Regions from separate parts of the Mus musculus genome. Here all the other regions are linked to region 3. A link is a loop called in an ENCODE intact Hi-C map of the cell type or tissue named here. Cell type or tissue: heart. All regions are shown on one strand. Each heading gives the region's core, and the rest is flanking DNA. Links, peaks and the distances in the headings are about the cores only. Region 1 holds the start of Gm40454 (a long non-coding RNA gene). Region 2 holds the start of Smg1 (SMG1 homolog, phosphatidylinositol 3-kinase-related kinase (C. elegans)). Region 3 has its middle 18 kb from the start of Gm23229.

Evidence for each region. A loop is a pair of places that touch in the nucleus more often than their neighbours do. Peaks named below come from ENCODE experiments on the same cell type or tissue, not always from the same donor. Only the 100,000 strongest peaks of a DNase experiment are listed, where the experiment ranks them.
Region 1: it touches region 3 in a loop (4-fold over the local background); 7 of 42 quality-filtered maps call a loop at or near these places.
Region 2: it touches region 3 in a loop (2.5-fold over the local background); 14 of 42 quality-filtered maps call a loop at or near these places.

What each region holds. Positions count from the first base shown.
Region 1 is chr7:118,181,304-118,183,803 of GRCm38, forward strand. It overlaps Smg1 (SMG1 homolog, phosphatidylinositol 3-kinase-related kinase (C. elegans)), which reads right to left. Exons shown (of 63, transcript NM_001031814.1): 23 at 2,436-2,500; 24 at 1,441-1,583; 25 at 1,071-1,272. Gm40454 (a long non-coding RNA gene) reads right to left here and starts at 1,064. Exons shown (of 2, transcript XR_869898.1): 1 at 906-1,064; 2 at 1-699. In heart, for the core only: no CTCF peak of the experiment used is centred there; no DNase peak of the experiment used is centred there; H3K4me3 peaks cover 98 bases.
Region 2 is chr7:118,242,418-118,246,706 of GRCm38, forward strand. It overlaps Smg1 (SMG1 homolog, phosphatidylinositol 3-kinase-related kinase (C. elegans)), which reads right to left and starts at 1,220. Exons shown (of 63, transcript NM_001031814.1): 1 at 788-1,220. The coding sequence starts at 873. It overlaps 4930583K01Rik (RIKEN cDNA 4930583K01 gene), which reads left to right and starts at 1,490. Exons shown (of 2, transcript NR_027879.1): 1 at 1,490-1,548; 2 at 2,311-3,134. In heart, for the core only: no CTCF peak of the experiment used is centred there; a DNase peak (open chromatin) is centred at 1,414; H3K4me3 peaks cover 2,279 bases; H3K27ac peaks cover 2,413 bases.
Region 3 is chr7:118,295,606-118,300,079 of GRCm38, forward strand. No RefSeq gene overlaps it. Among named protein-coding and RNA genes, the nearest start is that of Gm23229, 18 kb to the left of the region's middle. In heart, for the core only: a CTCF peak has its summit at 2,228 (motif pointing left); a DNase peak (open chromatin) is centred at 2,236.

The sequences.
Region 1 (2,500 bases), core at 1-2,500, 120 kb before region 3:
TATCTGCCTCTCTCACTGGTCCCTCTTATCACTAGGTCTAAAAACAGCAATGGAAATGTTCATCGGCTGTCTTACCCAACTCCTGCTCCAACCTAGACCAGTATAACCAATTGTTTCTCAAGTGAGACAGAGTTAAGTACTGGATGTTGATAAACTGTTCATGTCTAGTGACCAAAACAAGACCCTGGGTTTTCTGGTGGCTGGATCCCCATGTTCCCACTAATCTACAGTTTTTGACTTTCAGCTGCCCTCCTCTTCCAAACAAAACAAAACAAAACTTACTATTTTGATTTCTTCTGCCCTAACTCCAATCTACCACAGCTATCCTAAACTGTCTATGACTAACTGCTTTCCTTGAGACACAGAAAAGATAAGTTTACTTAATGTTTTGTCAAGGTGTTTTCTCCTGTTTCTTCACTCTCCATTTTGAAGAGCTAAAAACAGTGTTTTGTCCTGCTACACAAAGACTGTTCTCAGTTTTTAGGAAGGTGACAGCAAGCCAACTCTGATGAACTTTGCCCTACCAGCCATGTGACTAAAATGCAGTAAATTCCCAATTTTGAGAAGGATAATTAAAGAGGAATGAAGAAAAATAATATAGATGTTCACAAACTCTCATCCTTAAAACTAAATGTCTTCAACTATTCAACAGTACTTCAGAAACACAGCTTCCCTGTGTGAGCCTCTCTAAAGCACGACCTTTTTTTTTTTTTTTTTTTAAAGATTTATTTTATTAATATATGTAAGTACACTGTAGCTGTCTTCAGACACTCCAGAAGAGGGAGTCAGATCTTGTTGCGGATGATTGTGAGCCACCATGTGGTTGCTGGGATTTGAACTTTGGACCTTCGGAAGAGCAGTCGGGTGCTCTTACCCACTGAGCCATCTCACCAGCCCAGCACGACCTTTTTATGTATAATGATTCTATCTTCCCACTAAGCAGATTTCTCCCTTGACTGTTAGCTTCCTGTTATAAATATAACCAATTTTGGTATTTCTCACTACTGAGGAAGGCTACTTATTGACATGGCAGACAACACAGACCCGTAACTGGCAAACGCAGCCCTTACTTGATATAGTTGAAATCGGCTTTCAGATTGAGTGAGGTGCTGCTGGAGTTCTTCTTCAGGTCATGGACTGCGTTCTGCCACTCCTGCACAGCAGCCCAGTCAGCAATAGAGATGTAGCACTCACAAGCCTTATTTCCTAAGTAGCTGATAACTTCAGGGGAAGAGTCAATTGATTTGGATAGCACAGTTTTTCTGGATTCACCTAAAAGGGTTTTGTTTTTGTTTTTGTTAAAATAAAAAAAAAAAAAAAAAAAAAGACAAAATTGAGAACTGTTAATATACCATGAAAAGAAGGCAGACCCCTGGAAGTTTACCTGCACAAATGAACGGTATCTTTGGCATATTTTAAATGTAAACACTGAATGCTCACCATTTAGAGAGTGTTTGGGGCTGGCACTGTTACGTCCAGCATTGGCCAACGTGAGAACAGACTTGTCAAAGCTGGAGATGCAGCAATCAACACCTGTCATGGCACACAGGTGCTCCTGGTACTCCACAGAGGCCTTTTCAAACCTTAAATGCAAATATAGAAGCCTTATTTCTTAAAAAAAATTACTCAAATGTATCTCGATCCTAAAAGAATTAATGACGAGAAAATGAATTACTCAATGAATTGCAAGACAATGAGTCAGTTATTTGGAGGAGGAAATTAGATCTCTGTCTCACACCAAGACAGTATAGAACAACTACTGGAAATGATCAATAACAACTTTGACGTCCACAAATAAAGTATGTCAAATTATCATATATTCACAGATACATAGCAGTATCAATTAAGAAAAATCAGATTGTGGAATATTTACCACATTAGATGTTTTAGAATATTGTTGTGTAGAAAAGCTATGCAGCTCCATAGGTATACTGCTGTTTCTGTAGGGGAGGAAAACACTACCCACATAACAAATGGAGCTTTATAGGCACACCAAAACCTGCAGACACCAGGTTATTTATTCTTCCAAATTTAAGTGGTTGTTTCTCTCTCCAAATTTCTAAGAACTACTTAAATGCCTGAGGTATGCTCTTCACTCAAAACTGAATCAATCTGCACATGTAATCAATCCACAACGTTGTGAGCAAACACTCCAGCAACACACAATATCACACCAGAGTTTTGGTTTTCAATCAAAAAATCATGTTAAAACTATTTATGAAGCTGAAAGACCTTGCTTTCCAGTATGATTTCTCGTAACCTCTTAAATGAGACATTCATACATGGCTGGAATCAAAAACCAAATGAAAGATGCCTCCCCTATTGAAGTGATTATAGTACAACACTCAAAGTGGACAAAGCCATTTTCAATATTATACAATACAAAGAATTTGGACATAAAAACACCATTACTTATTTCTTTTTTTATAACTTACCTCCCTTCAGCCTGCTGGGCCACTGAGTTAATCCAGAGAAGGTTTTTACCAACAGCTGAAGATGA
Region 2 (4,289 bases), core at 1-2,500, 54 kb before region 3:
TACATTTAGGAAGTCCTAGGCACTGTTAAAGCTCAAGTAGTCTCTGAATACTTGAAGCCTTTACTCAGCAAAGAATGGGAACCTACATTAAGTATAACCAGTCCATAATCAGAAAGAACTGACTAGAAATAGTTTTTCTTTCGTATTTTTCTCTTAATATTTTAAATCCAACCAGACTCCAATTCCTTCATGCAAAACGAAATTTCTCTACTCCTGAGAATACAAATTCACTCCAAAGCGCCCTGGGAAATTACTGTTTCCAGAAAAACTATTTCTGCAGTTGGGGAAAACTTAAAATGCCCCAGTGCCTGATTGTGTCGATTTCATTCACAGTCCCATAATCTCATCTTTTGGTCGACTAACATCCTGTCTAAAGTCAGAGGAAGACCTCGGTAGAGTTCTCAGCTTTTAAAATACATTAATTAACACGTGGGAGTCCAGAAGGACGCAGAGTTAAGGTGGTCTTTGGCATGAGGACTGGACGCGGAGCCGAGGAAGTTAATAGGTAACAGGGAGGGTTCCTGGACCTCAAATCTCAACTTGGAGTTAGACGGCAGTGGAACGTCCTCCTCCACCCAAGCTCAGAGCCACTGCTCCAGCCATCCGGCTGAGGCGGCCAGCCGGGCACAGAGGCCTCCGCTGCCCGCAGCTTTCCTGCCGGACCAGGCCCGGAGGACACCCAGGAAGCCGCGCCCGGCTCCAGGGACCGCGGGCCTAGGCCGCGCCTCCCAGTCCCGCGGGCCTAGGCCTCGGCCAGCTCCAGGCGAGGCTCGACGCGGTCACCCACCTGGGTTGCCAGTCATTCCAGCTCCGCGGGTACTTGGTGCCGCCGCCGCCGCTGCTCAGCCGAGACCCCGGGGCTCTGCGGCTCATTACCTTCCCCGACACGACATGGCCAAGCGCCGCCGCCCGAAGAAGCGCGAGTCGCCGCCTGAACCGGCCGCCGCCGACACTGCGATCTGGCCCGGGGCTGAGGAGGAAGCCGCGGAGGGGGCGGCGGAGGGCGGGGGAGGCGGACGGCCGTTCCGGGTTCCGCTGGAGCCCGCAACGCAGGAGCAGGAGGCGGGAGCGGCGCGGCGAGGGGGAGGCGGAGGCAGGCGAGGCGACGTCTCTTCCAGGGCAGCGCGCGGCCCGCGACGCTGGGGCCCAGGAGGACGAGGACAGCGAGGAGGCGGTGGCGGCGGCTCCTCACGCTCACACGGCCACGGCTTCCCCGCCTCCCGGCTCCGCCCGCCGCGCCGCCGCTGCCGCACGGCATGCTGGGAGCGAGGGGCGGTGCCGGCGCCCTAGGAGCCTGGAGAGGGGCGGGGCTCGGGGTGAAAGGCGGGGCTATTGGTCACAGAATATGGACTAGAGGCGGGGCTTATGACAGGGGTAGGGTCACCTAGGAGGGGCGGTGCCGGCGCGCCCCAAGCCTGGAGAAGAAGGGCGGGACTAGTTGGGGCGTGGTCTGTGGCTGCTGAACCTGGAGAGGGGAGGGGCGAAAGTCAAAAGGCGGGACCTGCTCGAGAGGCACTGGAGTTCTGAGAGCCTAGACTTCAAGGCGAGGTCCGCGTTCGCGTAGCTAAAAGGGGTGGGGCTTTGAGGAGAAGGCGAGAACTACTGGAGAGCAGGGACCCGAGCGGACCTCCCTGGGCCTCCTGAGCAGCAGCTCTGTCTGCGGGTGGTAGAGAGCAATGTGGACTCGTCGCGGGGCATCATGGGAGAGGGGATCTCCACCCCGGGTCCACACACGCCCTCCCATACACTCGGAGGACCGGCAGTCAGGTGTGAACAGGCGTCCAATGGAGGACAGGAGGGGGAGCGTGCCCTTGAGCGCTAATGCGCGCACACAGATGTGCCCTTGGCGCTCACGTGCGTCCACCTGCCTGCCACCGTCTTAAGGGAAAAAGTCAGAATAGTAAAATCGAGGAAGGGGAAGTGAAAGCGACACCTTTTCAACCCCTACCTGAAATGTCATGCAGTCCTGGTACATATTTTCCAAAAGTGAAAAACAACGCCTGCTTCCTGCCCCATGAACTGTGCTCTGTAATCTGGTTCCTTCTAGTAGTAAGAGGCCTGTTACCCACACTCTCCTGAAAGAATTCGATAAAGCACTGGGCACATTATGTGAACGCAATATACTCCTTTGTGTGCGTGTTTACATGTGAAGTACAGAGAACAACCTCAAGTGTTGCTCATAAGCCTCCAGCTACCATGTATTTTGAGGCAAGGTCTCTCTCTCACTAGCTGGCCAGAGAGCCCCACGAATCTTCTGTTTCCTCAACGCTGGCTTTACAAACGGTGACACCATTTCTGGCTTTTTTTCAGGTGGTTTCTCGTGTGTGCGGGGCAAGCACTTTAATGACTGAGCTATCTCCCTAGCTGCAGGCTCAACTTTAAAAATAGCCGAGATACACATCAAGCAAGTATTTAAACCTTTTCCACATAAAGTTTTTAGGCCATCCATCGTTTTGCCTCACAAGAGAAGTATGTATACATCACTTAAGTAATTCAAAATTGTTACCAAGGACATGGCTCAGAAAGTAGAATGCTCAAAGCAGGAGCAAGCACGAATCACTGGGTTCCATCCCCAGCACCCCATAAATGCAGCATGACGATGTGTCTGTAACCCTAGCATTCAAGAAATGGAAACCGGAAGTTGTTCAGGCTCACCTTCCGCAAACCTGGCCTACATGGGACACTGCCTACCCAACCCCCAAGAAATAAAACTATCACTAAAGTACTTAATTATCAGGCGATATCTCCCTATGAGTATATCCCTTACATTTTTCCACCATCTGATCCTGAGTATGCCCACAAATCCGTCAATGAAGGAGGATCCTGCTATTCCAAAAGACAATCAAATGATTTTTTTTCTCTTTCTGCCACCCACATTGCCCACCATTGCAGAAGAAGTGGGGGGAAAGTCTTCTGAAAAATACGATCTTTGACTCAAGACAGAAATTCCCACAAGGAATTGGCCAGACCCAGGCCTGGTCACCAACCTACTGTAAAAAAAAAAAAATCAATAATGGAGCTGGAAAGTAGTTCAGTGTTGCAGCAGTTTGGTCACCTACCATGTTTGAGGCCTCCTGTTCAATCGCCAGTGCTGTAAAATAATGATCGTTACTTCAATAAGATTGCTTCCATACTGAAATTGCTCTGGGCATCTTCATAAATGCCAATTTACTTCTCACTGAAAAAAGGATACAAGGAAGGGACCCACCAGGTGCATAAGTTAAAAAGCACAGCTGGGCTCCAACTCATAACTCTCCTGCATCTGCCTCTTGGGTGCTGGATTTACAGGCATGTGCCATTATGCCTGGTTTTGCCTTTTTTTTAAAGATTTATTTATTTTATTTATATGAGTACACTGTGGCTGTCATTAGACATACCAGAAGAGGGAATCAATCAGATCCCATTACAGATGGTTTTAAGCTACCGTGTGGTTTCTGGGAATTGAACTCAGGACCTCTGGAAGAGAAACCGGTGTAAGAACACCGCTGAGCCATTTCTCCAGCCCCATGCCTGGATTTTTAGAAGGTATTCTTGTTTTGTTACTTATATGTTTAATTATAGAAGCAATGATAAACACATAATCTAGTATTTTTTAAGTATTTTATTCTTAATTATAGGAGTGGGGAGTAGCAAATACTAATAGGGTACTATTAGTCCAAAGAGAACGTTGGATCTCCTGGAACCGGAGTTATAGGCAGTTTGGAGCCAGCCAGTGGGTGCTGGGAACCAAACTCAGGTCCTCTGTAAGAGCAGTGTATGTTCTTGAGCCCTGTATTGTAAAGTACACCTTTAAGCTGGGGAATCGGAGACAGAGGCAGGGAAATCTCTGTGAGTGTGAGTCTATACAGAGAGTTCCAGGACAGCCAGACTACATAATAAGAATATATAGATGGGGTACATATTCTGAACTGTTGAGCCATCTCTCCAGCCCCAGTCCTTAGTACATTCTAATATGTCATCTAATCATGGTTTGGTCTTTTAGTCGAAATTCAGCAAAATTGATGGAGTACCTACTAACCAAGAAATTGACACTAGGACAGCCATCAGCACCCAGCCCTCAAGAAGCTTAGGGAGAAAGCACTAAGGGCAGGACCTATCATGAGAACTGACTGAAGTCCTCCAATTTGTTCAGGTCCCCTCTCGCTCCCTGCTAGAGCAGCTCTCAGTCTGGCTGCAGGTGCCTTTTGCCTGATGCCATTCCTCAGTTCCAAAGTCTGGTTTTTAGATTGTTTCCCTCACAGTGTGTTGGTTTGTTTGTTTGTTCATTTGTTTGTCTGTTTGCCAGAGTT
Region 3 (4,474 bases), core at 767-3,266:
GTTTGCTGTGTCTCAGTGGCACTTACCCAGTGTGAGACCCTGTGCTAGCCCCAGCATCTGTGACTCTCAGGCTGACTTTGGATTTACTGTGTAGCCTATGATGACCTAAACTTTCTGACCCTCCTGTCTCCACCTCCTAAGTGCTGGGTTAGAAGTGAGTGCCACCATGACTAGTTTCTGTGGTGTGGAGGATGCAGTCCAGGACTTGGTGCACATAAGCAAGCACGGTACCAACTGAGCCACATTCCCAGCCAAAGCGCCACAGATCTTGGGGTTAAGGAGATAGCTCTGTGGTAGAGCACATGATTAGCCTGACAAAGCCTAGCAGTCGTTAACATTTGCCTCTCCCTGGCTCCCAGACAGGTTTCACTATGTAGCTCTGGCTCGTTTGGAACTTCCCATCTAGCGGCTAGCCTAAATTAACAGTCAGGTGACCTACAGGGCCATGTGAACTGGACCAGAGTCTCTGCAGGCAATGCTAACTAGAACTTTGTGTCTCCACATCACCTCAGACTCACGTGATATGTCACCTCTTTATCTACTGGTTTATCTCCAGTGTGCACCCAGCAGATTGAGGACTGGACCTTGCCATCAATACCTGAAGTGGAAACTCTACAACACAGTGGGGCTGAAGACGCCCAGTTCCTGAAATCCCATGGTTATTTTCAACACTGAAGAAACCCCCTAGGAAGCAGTCCCTTTCCATTACCCCTGTGCTCAGGCCCAGGAAACCATTAATGTCCCTTTTGTTTCTGTGGGTGCCTCTTCTGGACATCTTACCGGAATGAGGACTATGAGGTGAGCCTCTCATGGCTGGTTTTTTTTTTTTTTCTTCTGCAGCATATATCAGACACACACACACACACACACACACACACACACACACACACACACACACACACACAGTGTATGGGTACACCATTGCTGTCTTCAGACACACCAGAAGAGGACATTGGATCCTATTTTAGATGGTTGTGAGCTACCATGTGGTTGCTGGGAATTGAACTCAGGACCTCTGGAAGAATAGTCAGTGCTCTTAACCTTTGAGCCATCTCTCCAGTCCCCACTTTATATTCTTTTTTTTTCAGTGAAACAGTATTCCCCTGTCTTAGCTTTGTTTTGTGTAGCTCTGATAACTCCTACAAAAACACCTGAAAGGAGAAAAGTTTCCCGCCCACGGCTGATCCATCATTTTGGGGACGAAAGGTGTCAGGAGCCTGAAGCAGCTGGTTCTTTATAGCCACAGTCAGAAGCAGAAGGCATGGATCTAGTGCTCGCACGCTTGCGCTTGGCTTGCTCTATTTTATACAGTCCAGGATCTCCACTCAGGGAATGGTCTCCATCACAATCAAGAAGTGTCCTCATCAGCCAACTTAGGACAGTTCCCACAGACAATTCCCAGAGGCTCTCATAGGTGTGCCTGGGGCCTACCTCTGAGCTGTCAGGGTCACAGACACGCACATGCGCACGCGCACACAGACAGGCCTCCCACTGTTTATTCATTGCAGTCTTCGGCAGACATTTGAGCTGACCCTACTCTTTGGTGATTGTGAACAGCGTAGGTTTTTGTTTACCTCGTGCATCATCTCCCCCAAAGTGGCTTAGAAAGCACAGGCTACGGTTGAATCAAGTGTTAATTATTTCTATTCCCTTCCTTACATAACAGTCACTTCCAAAAGGCTTGCAGATGGTGGACCACAGGGATGCAGAGAGGCAAACAAGAAGTGGGGAAGGGTGGGGCAGAAATGGGCTGTTTTGTAGCTTTTGTGCTTGAACCAGTGAACTGTGGAGGCTGGAGAGGGACGTGTTTCTGTCCGTGTCTGTGGAAGTCGGCTAACTATCATCAGGCAAAAATGACATATTAAGATGTTGGGAGATGTAAACCAAAGCCAGGTGGAAGAGGCAGGACCCACCTACTAGGCAGAGCTCCGAGGAGAAGGTCATTAAAATCCAATTGTTTCCCCACATTAAATCGCTCAAGTTAGGAGGAACCTATTTTAAATAAAGAGAAAGAAAATAGAGCGGGAGGGTAATTTCTTTTTAATTGTTGATACAACTCAGAATAAATTAAATTGTAATTAAGTTTGTTTACTTATGAGGAGACGAAGTGTGGGCGCTCTGTAGGGGCCTCTTCAGCCTTTTGAAAATAAGACCGCTTTGTTTTCCCAGGATGCTTCCTGGGGAGCATCCAAGTCCTTCGCGACTTCGGCTGCTACGGCGCGTCCTCTAGTGGCCATATGTGGAAGGTCGGGCAACAGCTCTCTTCCAAGAGAGACCGGCCTTCAGTTATGCAGGAAGCCATCTGCAAACTAAGCCCCCAGCTCCCGACAACACACACACTTTTTCTTTCTTTCTTTCTTTCTTTCTTTCTTTCTTTCTTTCTTTCTTTCTTTCTTTCTTTCTTTCTTTCTTTCTTTCTTTCTTTCTTTCTTTCTTCCTTCCTTCCTTTCTTTCTTTCAGGCTGGCCTCAAACTCACAGTGATTTGCCTGCCTCTCCTTCCCAAGTGCTGCAATTAAAGGAGCTCGACACCATCTCCCAGCTATTAGTTTCTAAATATCCGAGGGATGACCTTGAAGTTCTGATCTCCGATCTTCTGATCTTCACCTCTTCAGTGATGAAATGACCGATGCGCACGTACACACACACACACACACACACACACACACATAGGGTGGCCCGGTTGGAAACAAGGGCTTTGTGCGTGCTAGGCAAGCACTGTAAAACCTGAGCTACATCCCCAGTCTCAAGAAAGACCACGAGTTCAAGACAAGTCTAGGCTATAAAGACAGATCCTGTCTCAAGAAAGAAAGAAAGAAAGAAAGAAAGAAAGAAAGAAAGAAAGGAAGAAAGAAAGAGGGAGGGAGGGAAAGAAAGAAAGGATGGAAGAAAAAAGGGATGAAAGGAAGGAAAACAAACAAACAAACAAACAAACAAAAAACCAGAAAGAAAGCTGGGCAGTGGTGGCACACGCCTTTAATCCCAGCATTAATCCCAAATTCACTTGGGAGGCAGAGGCAGGTGGATTTCTGTGTTCGAGGCCAGCCTGGTCTACAGAGTGAGTTCCAGGACAGCCAGGGCTATACAGAGACACCCTGTCTTGAAAAACAAAACAAAACAAAACAAAACAAAACAAAACAAAAAGACAGAAAGAAAAAAAGGAACCGTGTCCAGGCTGGCTGCTTGGATAAAGAACAAGAAAGGGGGGCAGCAACCACATGGTGGCTCACAACCACCCGTGATGAGATCTGACGCCCTCTTCTGCTGTGTCTGAAGACAGCTACAGTGTACTTACATATAATAATAAATCTTTGGGCGAGCAGAGTTGACTGGAGTGAGCAGAGGTCCTAAAAATTCAATTCCCAACAACCACATGAAGGCTCACAACCATCTGTACAGCTACAGTGTGCTCACATACATAAAATAAATAAATAAATAAATAAATCTTAAAAAACAAAAAAGGACAATTGCCATTTTAGAACTACTTCAAGAAACAGGGCTGAGGTAAGCTTGAGACTGCCACACTGTGCGCAGGCAACCACAGCAGAGGAAAAGGTGAATTACCCCCAAATGCAACTAACAGATAGCTAAGGCTAATGTAATTTAAAAAAAAGAAAAGAAAAAGAAAAAGAAAAAGAAAGGGAGGCTGGAGAGGTGGTTCAGAGGTTAAGAGCACCGGCACTGGCTGATCTTCAGGGGACCCAGGTTCAATTCAGCACCCACATGGCAGTTCACAAGCGTCTGTATTTCTAATTCCAGGAGATCTCACACCCTCACACAGACACACGTGCAGGCAGAATACCAATGCACATAAAATGAAAAGAAAGCATTTTATAAAGAAGAAAAGGAGGGGATCCTGCCTGCCTCAGCCAGAGCACTAGGATTACAGGTGTAAGCCACCACTTCCGAGTTGGAGTTAAAAGTTTGCCTCAGCATGCGGCACTTCAGGGAGGAAGAAGGGGTATCTAAATCAACTGTGTTATGTACACACACACACGCGCGCACGCGCGCGCGCTGCTATTTGAGCTGTTTCAGGTAGCCCAGGATGACCTCAAACTTACTACGTAGTTGTGGATAACCTTGAGCTCCGACCTGGCCGCCTCCTGATCCCTGGGTTTCTAAGCGGGTGCCACCATACTGTACCCCTGCCCCTTCAACTTGTTACTTATTTTATTTAAAAGTGTTAACACATTTATTTATTTATTTATTTATTTATTCATTCATTCATTCATTCATTTATTTAGTGCCCAGGCGTTTACAGCTCTGAGCTTGCATGAATGTGGGGACTTCCATGTGACGTGGCCCCCTCTGACCACTCGGTCCGTCCGATGGTGGCATTGATTGGAGGCGGTTATGGAACCTTTCAGGTGGAGTCTAGCTGGAGGAAGGGTGTCCCTGGGGGCAGGCTTTGAGGTGCACCAACTGTAATCAGCCCGTTTCCTGCTGCTGGCACATGCTTTCCCACCTTGGGGAACT